Linked DNA regions of Homo sapiens: region 2 is linked to region 1. A link is a contact called in ENCODE Hi-C or POLR2A ChIA-PET data. All regions are on one chromosome and are shown on one strand. The core of a region is the stretch at or near the end of the contact, and the rest is flanking DNA. Distances in the headings are between cores, read along the strand shown. Region 1 overlaps FRMD4A (FERM domain containing 4A). Region 2 overlaps FRMD4A (FERM domain containing 4A).

Region 1 (6,279 bases), core at 1,902-4,401:
ATGAAAGGACATAATGGATGCTTGGGTTCGCCCTGATGACAGACATGTTCAGGCCTGCCCTGCACGACTTCACTGACCTCCTCCCAGCCAGGCACTCACGCTGTTTCTTTCTCCCTCCTCTTCCCAATACTATTCACGCTTCTGCAGACACACCAGATACTATACACAAATGCACGGGGCTGTGTGGGGGCGGACACGGTGCACTGTTGCCACCAAGGTGTCCTGCATGATGTCTGGACACCGGACCAGCGGCCTCTGACAGGAAGAGTTTGTGTTGTGACAGTGCATGCCTTGGAATGGTTGTTCCTTTTTAAAAAAAATCTGACAAGTTGCTCTAGTAACCCAAAGAAGTGAAGGAGAAACCAGCTACCCCACTGGACAGATACTGATTTGTGCAGAATCCGTTTCAATGCCTCATGAAACAATAAAACCACGAACATCTTCCTTAAAAAAATAAAGACCACCTCACCTTCCCCTTCCCCAGGTTTAGCTTTGTACAAAAGACTGAGGAAGCCGCTGACTCTGCCGGGTTCTCCCTGCTCTGCCACTCCAGGCCTTCTCCAGACCTGGCCTGCAGAGAAGGGCACGGGGGACAGCCAGGGGGCTCTAAACAGCTGTTAGATCCTCTTGCATCTCGCAGACTCAGTGGACTGCTGGGGATGCCAAGCGTGGGAAGGAGGCTCCAGGCACACATCCCACTCCTGTCCTCCAGCTACCTGGGGACCCAGAGGTCTGAGCCACACACTGTGCCTCCCTTGCTACCCTCCCTGAGCCACACCGCCGGGGCTTACGGTGGGTCAGAGCCAGGCTCCAGAGCTCGGCCACCCGGGGCTGTGGCTTATCCTGGCTTCACCACTTCCTAGCTGAGTGTGATCCTCCAGAAGTTACTTCACCAACGTGGCCTCCTTCCGTAATCTATAAAACAGAGATGACAGCAATTCCTACCTCGTAGAGTTGTGATGAGGAACGCTGCACATAAAAAGTGCAGAACGCTGAATGCTGAACCACTGACTGCCGCCTACACACAGTGGAGTCAGGCCCTGATCTGATTTGCTGCTCCCTGCTCCTATAGGAAGGCCCGGGGGCGCTGCAGGTCTCTGTCCCCTCATGCCAGGTCTCCTGTGGCTCTGGATGGGTGAGGAGGCTAATTCTGGGCAGGTGGCATTGGGATGGCTGTCTTCAGGGACTGAGCAAGTGCCAGGCCTTCACAAAATGAAGCTCTGGGGGCACTGGTCATTTGTTGAGGAGGGTACTTCGTTCAGACAGGACGCTTAGAAGCCCAGCTCTTTTTCCCAGTAACTGGTTCCCAGGGCCATCCTGTGGCACCCGCACTCATTACGTTGAGAGCAGATGTAAGAAATACAGGAGCTGGCCTAAGAAAGGAGGTTTAGGAATACCCATGCACGATGTGTGGGAAAATGTCCAGGTTCTTACGCATGCACGTAATTCTTATTCACAGCACATGCGTTCACGCAGACGTTCTGCAAGGGCAGCTGGGAGAGGTGTAAACCCCAAAGAAACAGAACATGCAAGAAGTGGCCAGAAAGTACACACCTACCTAACATCCAACTGTTCCCTGGGGGAACAGTGAGGAAAGATGGAAAATAACACCTGTTCTTTGCCACATGGAGCTCTGGCTTCAGTATGAGTGACAGAGGTTGTTTATATTTTTGTCTGTTCGTTTGTTTGTTTGGAGTAGAATGAGAGGCTTTTTTCAAAGGGAAAGGCAAGTATCTACCTTTTCTTTTGTTTTGATGACTGTACTTGGAATTTTTAGAGTAGAAAAGGATAGTTAGATGGAGCCTGGGCACAGTGACTCACAGCACTTTGGGAGGCGGAGGGGGGCAGATCAGCTGAGGCCAGGAGTTCAAGACCAGCCCAGCCAACACGGTGAAACGTCATCTCTACTACAAATACAAAAATTAGCCGGGCATGGTGGTGAACGCCTATAGTCCTAGCTACTTGGGAGGCTGAGGCAGAAGAATCACTTGAACCCAGGAGGTGGAAGTTGCAGTGAGCCTAGATCACACCACTGCACTCCAGCATGGGTGAAAAGAGAGAGACACTGTCTCAAAAAAAATAAAATAAAATAAAAAAATAAAAGAATAGTTAGATGGAGACCCCAGACAGACAGTTTTTAAAAGCCTAGAAAAAAAGATAAGGCTGAAAAAAAAAAAAGATAAGTTTGACTCTCTGGATCTAAAAAAATATAGTTCATATGGGATGGTGACTTTAAACGTAAAATTTTGATCACATGATAAAATTAAATGAGGAAGTGAAGATTGAGACATGAAGAACACAGGATGTGTGCTGGAGAACTCGCAAAGGAGACTAGATTGTAGTAGAACAAAGTGTGTATGAGGAATATTTCCAGCATTTTTCGTGCACTACAAGTTTACAGGGAGAGAGTTGGAAAGCTGACACTGACATTTATTTATTTAAATTAGTTAATTTATTTTTGAGACGGAGTCTCGCTCTTTCGCCCAGGCTGGAGTGCAATGGTACGATCTCAGCTCACTGCAACCTCTGTCTCCCAGGTTCAAGTGATTCTTGTGCCTCAGCCTCCCGAGCAGCTGAGATTACAGGCACCAGCCACCATGCCCCACTAATTTTTGTATTTTTAGTAGAGATGGAGTTTCACCATGTTGGCCAGGCTGGTCTCCAACTCCTGACCTCTGGTGATCTGTCCACCTTGGCCTCCCAAAGTGCTGAGATTACAGGCTGAGCCACCGTACCTAGTCATGACACTGATATTTAAAACAAGGAAAGTCTAAGGACAATAAAAGAACCTTTAAAGATATGTTCAAAGCAAGAAGAGCAAGGAAGGGAATGGAAATATTGTTTGAAGCAAGTAGATGCTGGTTGGGTGTGGTGGTTCATGCCTGTAATCCCAGCACTTTGGGAGGCCGAGGCAGATGGATCACCAGAGGTCAGGAGTTGAGACCAGCCTGGCCAACATGGTGAAACCTCGTCTCTACTAAAAATACAAAAATTAGCTGGGCTTGTTGGCACACGTCTGTAGTCTCGGCTGCTTGGGAGGCTGAGGCAGGAGAATCGCTTGAACCTGCCAGGCGCAGGTTGTGGTGAGCCGAGATTGCACGACTGCACTCCAGCCTGGGTGACAGAGTGAGACACTGTCTCAAAAAAAAAAAAAAAAAAAAAAAGAGGAATTGCTGAACAATTCAGCTTCTGTTTGTTTCACTCTTCTCAATCAAGAGGGAAATGAAAGGAATATAAATGAACTGCACTCTCTCCCCAAAATAAATCCCAGGTAGTTTATAAAGTTAAATTTTAAAACCAGGTAGATGATTATTTACCATGTTTCTCTAAGCCTAAAAGCAATGAATGAGCCAAAAAGGAAAAAACTATGGATTTGACTACCATAAAGATCATTCTAAACAATAAATTATACTCCACAAGGCCCCATAAGCAAAAGTAAAAAGTTAATGTAAATTTCAGGAAGGTATTGTAACAACTATAATGGGAATTACTATATTAAAGATAAAATCATTTAGTTAGTAGATAATTACAACTTAATTAGAAGACCACTAACACCTTCCAGGAAATAGAATGCAAACAGCTAAAAAGTCCAGATCCTTGGACTCTGTCATTTCTCTTCTAGGAATTTTCCCCATCGAAACAAGAGAAATAGAATAAAGAATTATTCACAGTAATGTTCACCACAATGTGTTCACTCAAGTGCTTATAGCATCTTTATTATGTGCCAGGGATCTTATTAGGTATATAATGATGAATGTGATTTTGCTCCTATACTTAAGGAACTTCTATGTTCTGTAGAGGAAATACCCAAGTTAACAGGCTGTTGCAGAGTGATCAGTGTGACTACAGGGGTGAGTATAAGATGCTATGGGATGGGGACGGGGGGACACCCTAACTCACACCTGGTGGATCCGTCAATACCCCAGGGAAGGAGTGATATCTGCAGAACACAGCAACATGAGGTAAGAAGGGATGAAATGGGAGAGAACATAGAATGTTCTGGAAATGTCACCCAGGCAAAGAGCTGAAGGACACCGTGGCGGATGAGAAGGAAGCAGTGAGAAATACAGCTGGACACCGTCTTTATGAAAACAAAGAAGGGGGAGCTAATCGTCTGAGTGAGGATGGCTAAATCGCTTGAAATAGGAAATAGCCACTGAGCACTGTTTTCAAGTCAATTTCATCATGAGGCCAAAATGAGGGGAGTCTGGAGACAGGGCTGCAACAGCAAGATCCACAAGCACTTGGAAAACTGCAAAGTGATATTAAAGTAGAACTTGTCTTCCTCAATCCATGTATTTCCCCCCAGTGATTTGTAAAGGGACATAGCAGGCATGCATATCAGATTTACAGAGGGCAAAGAGGTTCGGATGGTAGCTTCAAATGTCAAAGTTGGGGTCATATTGTTTACAGTTTTGTGTCGTACTCTTCACGCACGTGCTAGAAGCCCAGCATCGGAATAAGGGAATTAAGAGGTGCCCTGCATTCTACTGTGGTTAAACTGCTTCTGGAAATCTGTATTCAATTGTGGGTACCATATTTTATACAAGAAAATGAAAGAAATGGGAGAGAGACCAAAGAAGGATAACTAGACCGGGTGAAGGTCCAGAAACCAGTACTTCCCAGGACTGAGGGAAAAGCTGCATCGGTGGCCTACATATCACAAGCTCTAGTGGTAGCGTGACCATACAACCTACTGGCCATACCAGATACTTGTGAGGCAAAAGGGAGGCTATTATTGATTATATAGAGAGAACAGGTATAAACTAGGACTGTCCTGGGCTTACCCAAATGGGGGTTCGGGGGAACTTGCTAATCTGATGTGTATAAAGTGAAGGTGGGTTAACTTTGCTTTGGTGGGCAAAAAATAGACCCAATGAGGGGAAATTCCAGAAGATACATTCGGATTCAATGGAAGGAAGAACTTTTGAACAAGCATCATTGCTCAAAATGGAATGGGTTGCCCCGTTATCACTGCAAATCATCAGGAAGGGACCAGAGACTTTAGCAAGGGAAGTTGTAGAAAGGATTACAGAACTCAGGGACAGACGGACTCTAAGATCCCTTCCCTTCCTCTCCAATAAGTTGTGATGTATAAGGCATGGATATATAGGCACAGCTAGAAACAAAGAGTTCCAAGAAAATATATTCATTCTGATAGCTGATGTATTTACTTGTGATGTTTCCTTGGTACAATATTACATGTGGTTTGGTGAAACAAATTTTTACAACGTTCACTCAGTGCTTCAGAAAGCTTACAAAAATTTTAGTACAGACTGATAGGCACAAACGCATTTTTCTACTTTTTGATGCTACCAATTTTTCTCATATAAATGTGTGGTCGAACATCCCCTATTTAAAATGTAATTCTGTGCAGAAGAGTTACCGGCATCTGTTGCTGGTTTGGTAGAGAATTCACGTGCTCAGTAACCAAGAACCTTAATAACACTTTCTGGTAACATGAATTTGCCTACTTTGTTTCAGTGTCCAGTTTAATCTGTCGTTTTAAATGAAATTTTAAAAAAATTTTGCTTATGTTGTGATCAATGGAAGGAGACACAGTATTATTTACAACTATGGGTCTTATTATACAATAAGTTTTCACAGTTGTAAACATTTTATTGATACTAAAACAATAATACGTGTGATTAAAATAGAATGATGTGACTGCCATAATAGGCACACAATAAATATTTTATATGAATAATAAATATATATTTAAATAGCATATATCTTTATATATATAATTTCAAGGGCAATTATGTAATATAGGTACTATATAAATTAATTTGCATTCAGTGAAATATGTTTTAATTTGCCTATTCTGTAGAAATATGCCCCAAAAGCCAGTCTCAGGAACACATGCATTATTTGTCATTCACATACCTATGTGACAAGCAGAATCAATGTGGATCTGCCCTCAGTGATGGGTGAAGCCACATAGATAAGAGTTGGGGAATGGGCTCTCCTTGTCATAAACAATCTTCTTTGTATACTACTATAGTCATAATCTCCATTGCCTCCCAGGGAGGTGTGGAGCAGAAAATAGTATTCTAGACCACCTGCAAGTTTTCCAAATTCCACCCTTGGGTCTTTGGTGGCTCTTGACATACAGTAGGAAAATGGCCACCTATGAGGTTAGTATGTCCTGCCAGGCCACCTGCTTTGCTAAACCTGTGTTGGATACAAAGCACTCCTGTACTAAGTGCCTAAATCCAAGGTCCACATGCTCAGATGCCAAGTCCTGCCACGTTTAGCAGGAAGCACTCCACACCGACA
Region 2 (6,038 bases), core at 1,805-4,304, 50 kb after region 1:
AACTCCTGGGCTAAAGTGATCCACCTGCCTTGGCCTCCCGAAGTGTTGGAATTATAGGCATGAGCCACCATGTCTGGGCTGGTGCCTCTTTTATAAGGGTACTAATACCATTCATGAGGGCTCAGCACACCCTCATAACCTAATGGCCTGTCAAAGGCTCCACCTCCTAATATCAGGACCTTGGGGGCTAGGTTTCAACAGATGAATTTTGGGGAACACAAACATTCAGGCCATAGCAGCACATAAGGAATGGAGTCTTGGAGTTAGTGAGAGACGGAACTGCAATTCAAACCCAGACAGTGTGGTTCCAGTGCTCTTACATTATTTTACATTGTTTCTTGTGGCAACATTTCCCTCCGTGTATGTTAAGAATTTAGAAATGTTATATGGTGACTGCTAGGGACTAAATTGTATTCCTCTCCCCTAAATTTATATGTTGAAGTCCTAACCTCCAATGTGATGGTTTTTGGAGAGGAGGCCTTTGGTAGGCGATTAGGTGTAGATGAGTTCTAAGGGTGGAGCCTGCATGTTGAGACTAGAGCCCTTAGAAGAGGAAGAAGAGAGATCAGAGCTTTCTGTCTCTGCCACCTGAGGACACAGCAAGAAGGTGGCCGTCTGCAAGCCAGGAAGAGAGCCCTCATCAGGAATGGAATCTGCTGGCATCTTGATCTTGGACTTCCAGCCTGCAGCACAGTGAGAAATAAATGTCTGTTGGTTAAGCCACTCAGTCTATGGTATTTTGTTATTGCAGCCCCAGCTCATGATGACAGTGACAATTCATCTGTCTATCCCTTACATTGGTGATAATCAGTGAAGAATTAAAAAAAAAAAATAGAAGGTACTACGTAAATAAAGACAGGCAATGGTCTTTAAGATCAATGTCAGTACATGTATTATGGCAAGTATTAAATGATCTTATACAGCCAGAAAATATATGTGGTCTAACTCTTATTTTATAAAAGAAAGTAAAACACAAAGAGGTTAAATGACTGGTTTAAGGTCATGTAAAAGTACATAGAAGTAGTATACAGGTGGTTTATTTTTTTAGATTACAGGTGATTATTTTCTAGCTATGAGGTAAGTGCAGTCTGCTCTAAAAATAAAAAGCTCTCCTCCTGCTCAAACCTCTACTTGAACTAGAGGGCAAAATTCCTGCTTTATTATTCTAATGACAAGATCATACTGCTTCTGACTAGAAAATGCCAAAACAGGAGACAAAATTAGCATCGTATGGTGCCAGTTAAAAATTATTTAGAAACCCACAAGTTCTGTGCTTTGTAAATTTTTTTTTCTCTCTCTAGGACATAGTAGAGCTGAATCATTACAATGAGGCATGTGACAGAAATGTTGACTATTTCTGCCATGTCTGTCTATTTATGACTTCTTCAGACTACAGTAATTGTCTGCAATAAATAGACTGTATTCAAATGGCAGGATTGATTTGCCATTCAGGATTATAAGCAACTGTGAGTAGTTCATTCTTTGGTTAAATTATGCTTGTAAGAAGTGAGAAAATGGGATGAGAAAAAAATGTGCTCAGTCCATAATGATAACCTAGGGTAATCATGTATTTTCCTGAAGGAAGTAATAAGGAACACACACCTTGGACACACAATAAACAGCATGGTGGGAAACCCTAGAGTGGATGGTCTGTATCGAGTGAGGTTTTCCAGGGCAATGTTATTCAAAAATCTCTGTCTCTTTGTTTGAATCTTAGAAGCATCAATATATGTTTCCTTGAAGATGATGTTTAAGGCCAAATCCCTTTCATCTAAGGAGAATCTACAGTGTATATGTAAATAAACAGCTTTCTTCTTCAGGTGTCAACAAAACCCATGACCGTTATGATGTCAAGGAACTAAAGCACCCGACCTCCATACAAGTGTTCCTGAGTGCGACATTTTCTCCTTCCAAACTACTAGTACCACAACTTTAGACTTAGGCTCTGTGGGCAGGTCCCTTATCTGATGAAAGAGGAAACAATGCTTCTGCTCACACATGTGTGCACATACGTACACACACATAAACCGGGTATGTTAGCACAGCATCATGTATATGCTATGATACATTTATTCTAATCGGCAAATGGCCCAAACCTATGTTTACCATAAGGTTTCATCACTTTTTTTAAAGAACAGCTATACCACATGTAATGCCTCACACCGAGTTCAAGGTCTGCTAAAAATCAGACTTTTTTTTAAAACCTGGACTATTGTAAAGGTAGGCCACGTTTATCTTATACATAAGCAGTTGATCTTTAAGATATTTCATCTTATTGGTGCTAGCTAGTCCTAACAGATTGCTAAAGAATTCACTGATGCAAAGAAGCATGGTTGAGTCTCTGTGATGTGCCAGCCCTGGGGAGGAATGGAGAGGTGAACATGGCACCACCCTGTTTTCAAGGTTGGCACAGTATTGAAGGGGAGATAGACAAAATAAACCTGCAAGTCACAAAGCAATGTAATGATAGAGGCAGCATGTGCCACATGTCAATGACAAACCATGTGAGAGGGATCAACCATCAGGTTGGGGTGGGCCGTGGCTAGGGGAGAGGCAGTGGAGGCTGCAATTCAGCTGCGCATCTAAAGTTAAGAAGAAGCTTTTTAAGATCTTGAAGCTGTTATTCCCCACTTTTATACTATGTGCCCATCTCATGGACATGCTGTCTCTGTTGCCCAATGAGGGAATGGCTAAAAATGACTCAGGCTGTGGAACATGGCCTCCTTCAGTCTATTGTCCATGCCATGGCCTGAGTAATCCTTTAAAATCGTAAGCCAGATCACATTACACTCCAGCTGAAGTTCCTCCAATGACTTCTCATCTAATTAAGAGTAAAAGCCAAAGTGCATGGGCCAGCCTAAAAAATCAACATTATTTGGAAATCTCCTTTCTACCCCATCTTATCTCCGCCTACTTTTCTTCTCGTTCCTTTTTTTTTTTCCCAGTCATCAGAAAAGCCATGCTCCCACCTCTAGGCCACCACACTTACCGTTCCCTCTGCCTGGGACTCTCTTCCCCCAGATAGCATCTCTTGCCATAAAGGAAGGACTTCTCTCAGGGAGAAGCAGTCCCTGACCACTCAGTCAAAACCACATTCTTTTCACATTACTCTCCATCCTCCTAGACTATTTTATTTTTCTTCATGATGTTACTTATCATCTGACACAGTACAGATTTTATATTTGTTCATTTCCTGTCTACCCTAAGTCCTCTTAAAATGGAACTTTCCTGAGCATGGGCACGGACATGTTTTATTCTCGGCGTTATCCCTGATGTTTAGAAGAGTACCTGTCATAGTGTGTTCAGCAGACATCTGTTGAAAGAATGACTTCCAGCACTTTGGGAGGCCGAAGCGGGCGGATCATGAGGTCAGGAGTTCGAGACCAGCCTGGCCAACATGGTGAAACCCCGTCTCTACTAAAAATACAAAAAATTAGCTAGGCGTGGTGGCGGGCGCCTGTAATCCCAGCTGCTCAGGAGGCTGAGGCAGGAGAATCACTTGAACCTGGGAGGCGGAGGTTGCAGTGAGCCGAGATTGCACCACTGCACTCCAGCTCTGGTGACAGTGCGAGACTCCGTGTAAAAAAAAAAAAAAAAAAAAGAATGACTTAAGAGAGAATGCAACTGGAGCATTTCTTCATTAATACAGGCTGCAATTGTGGTGGCACAATGGGCAAGATCTGCACTTACTTCTTTCAAGGAAGAGATATCACAGGGATGGTGGGGTTATCCCACTCCTGATCAGAATTTAGATTCACTGACTGCACCAATGGTGGGGCTTGATCTTGACCACTGGGCCAAAACAGATGGAGATATACATTAAACAAAGAATTCCCTCTAATCACCACTTCTATTATCAATCAAAAGTATTTGTATATTTACTTTTGTGTACAAAAATTTAACCTCCTGAATGTGATCGCTTTATCTTCTGTTCTTGGTCATTCAAACCACTTTCCCAGAAAAATTTAATTGCACAAAAGGCAGCATGCAAATGCTCTTTAATTTTAGTTTCTGTTCCTTCTTTAAAATCCATTTTCAGTGTAACAATATCGGGCCCAGTGAAAGTTTCTATTGTAGTGAAACGCTTTTTTTTTTTTTTTTTTTTTTTTTTTTTTTTTTTGAGATGGAGTCTCACTCCGTTGCCCAGGCTGGAGTGCGGTGGCGTGATCTCGGCTCACTGCAACTTCCGCCTCCCAGGTTCAAGCAATTCTCCTGCCTCAGCCTCCTCAGGAGCTGGGACTACAGGCACGCACCACCACGCCTGAATAATTTTTTGTAATTTTAGTAGAGACAGGGTTTCACCGTGTTAGCCAGGATGGTCTAGATCTCCTGACCTCGTGATCTGCCCACCTCGGCCTCCCAGAGTGCTGGGATTACAGGGGTGAGCCACTGCACCTGGCTCTTTTTTTTTTTTTTTTTTAGTATAAAATTTCCCTTTACCTCATGCAATTTCAAGTTATCAATCAGTACATTTATATGATTGATTGAATTTGGTGTGTGCTAAAAATTTGCTGCTCAAGGAAATCAACTTTTTATTTCTCCTATTAGGCGTCTGTTCATCGTGTGTGGTTCAAGGAGGAAATTCGTGGCTGCAGAGATTTGAAAACCACAGACGAGGGGAATATATTCAACCCAGTTTTGACCTGTTTCTGCTTCTGTATATTGTGCATTAACTAGAAGTGATGTGAAGAAATGGAACAGAAGAGAAAATGAGGCTGTGTATTGGAAAACATTTGTCAGCCTGCCCTGGCCAACTGTGAACACAGATTCCTAGAAGAATCAGTGAAAATCTCATCACTGGGGTTATTTGCAGCCAGACTGGTCCAGATAGTTGAGATTTTACTGTAGGGAGTGATTGTTTCTGGACCCCTTAAGGCCTGGGAGAAGGAGGAGTGATGATGATCTCATTGTCTATTCCCTTTTGTGATGGGTATTGATTAGTGCCAAGCCAATAACCAAGGCAATTCCAGTCCATAATAAAAAGCAACACAACAGCAGTCCCAATGATCAGTCAGCAATTTGGAAGCCAAAGGCAAAGATAAGAAGCCTGCTAGAGATTTACTTGCAGGCTTTATAATGTCATCTCCTTCAAACACTAGCAGAAAGCACAGTATTTCCTTTTGGTCCACCAGCTGCTGTTGAAACAGAGTTTTGATTGTAGTAAGACAGGACATTTGTTTCACTCAGGGCTCACTGACCATGCTGGTCTTCATGTTTTCTACTTAAGACAGTGTCCTTATACAAGCAAATAAGAAAAATGTGCCCTACACGACAATGTACAAGGATACACAGAATGAACAGAGCCAAGACGCCTAAAAGACCCACATACTTTTAGAGCAGAAAAATAAATTCCACTGAGGGTCACTTCTGGAATTTCTATCTTTATTCCTACAGATTGGATTTCCCACCTTTCCGAAGAAGGTAACATGGTCAAGTTCTTCCAAGTCCTAAGAGTCCAACCCAAGCCTTCATTTAAGTTTTCAGTTTAGAGACCAGGTGTGGTGGCTCACGTCTATAATCCCAGCCCTTTGGGAGGCTGAGGCGGGCAGATCACTTGAGGTCAGGACTTGAAGACCAGCCTGGCCAACATGGTAAAACCTCATCTCTACTAAAAATACAGAAAAAATTAGCTGGGCGTGGTGGCACACACCTGTAATCCCAGCTACTGGGGAGGTGGAGGCAGGAGAATCGCTTGAACCCGGGAGGCAGAGGTTGGAGCTGAGATCGTGCCACTGCACTACAGCCTGAGTGACAAAGCAAGACTCCGTCTCAAAAAAAAAGAAAAAAAAAATTCGGTTGAGAATGAAGCCCAGTGTCATCATTTGCTCCCCTAACATGTAAAACCATCTATGTAGAAAAACTGATTCTACTATAATAGAAATGTTTTCTAGAACCTAGACTCCTCTAAACTCATGGCTGCCCATGAATCAGTGCTTGAAGATTGATTTTTACAGCTTACTGAATCATATATTGGTATCTGATTTTTCTTACAGCACTCAAGAAGTTAAGAATTTTCTATTTCAATTGGATTCAAGTGG

What was found. A loop is a pair of places that touch in the nucleus more often than their neighbours do. ChIA-PET counts read pairs that join two places held with the same protein, here RNA polymerase II (POLR2A). Pooled maps may share reads with other maps.
Region 2: a loop to region 1 is called in a pooled map, with 2.3 times the contacts of the local background. The contact joins two enhancer-like sites. A Hi-C loop is called at or near these places in 4 of 168 maps with a recorded cell type or tissue (CD14-positive monocyte, PC-9, ascending aorta and 1 more) and 4 of 50 pooled maps. POLR2A ChIA-PET finds 5 or more read pairs at or near these places in 5 of 52 experiments (AG04450, BJ, GM12878 and 2 more).

The regions. Positions count from the first base shown.
Region 1 is chr10:13,871,105-13,877,383 of GRCh38, forward strand. All of the region lies in intron 2 of FRMD4A (FERM domain containing 4A), which reads right to left. It also overlaps the pseudogene NUTF2P5. Among named protein-coding and RNA genes, the nearest start is that of FRMD4A-AS2, 120 kb to the right of the region's middle. RefSeq lists an enhancer at 1-347. Within about 2 kb of position 3,152, at least 3 of the 41 ENCODE cell types and tissues checked have a DNase peak (open chromatin) inside an H3K27ac peak, as active enhancers do; they include ascending aorta, where a contact is called at or near this core.
Region 2 is chr10:13,921,482-13,927,519 of GRCh38, forward strand. The region is part of intron 2 of FRMD4A (FERM domain containing 4A); the gene reads right to left. Among named protein-coding and RNA genes, the nearest start is that of FRMD4A-AS2, 67 kb to the right of the region's middle. Within about 2 kb of position 3,055, at least 6 of the 41 ENCODE cell types and tissues checked have a DNase peak (open chromatin) inside an H3K27ac peak, as active enhancers do; they include ascending aorta, where a contact is called at or near this core.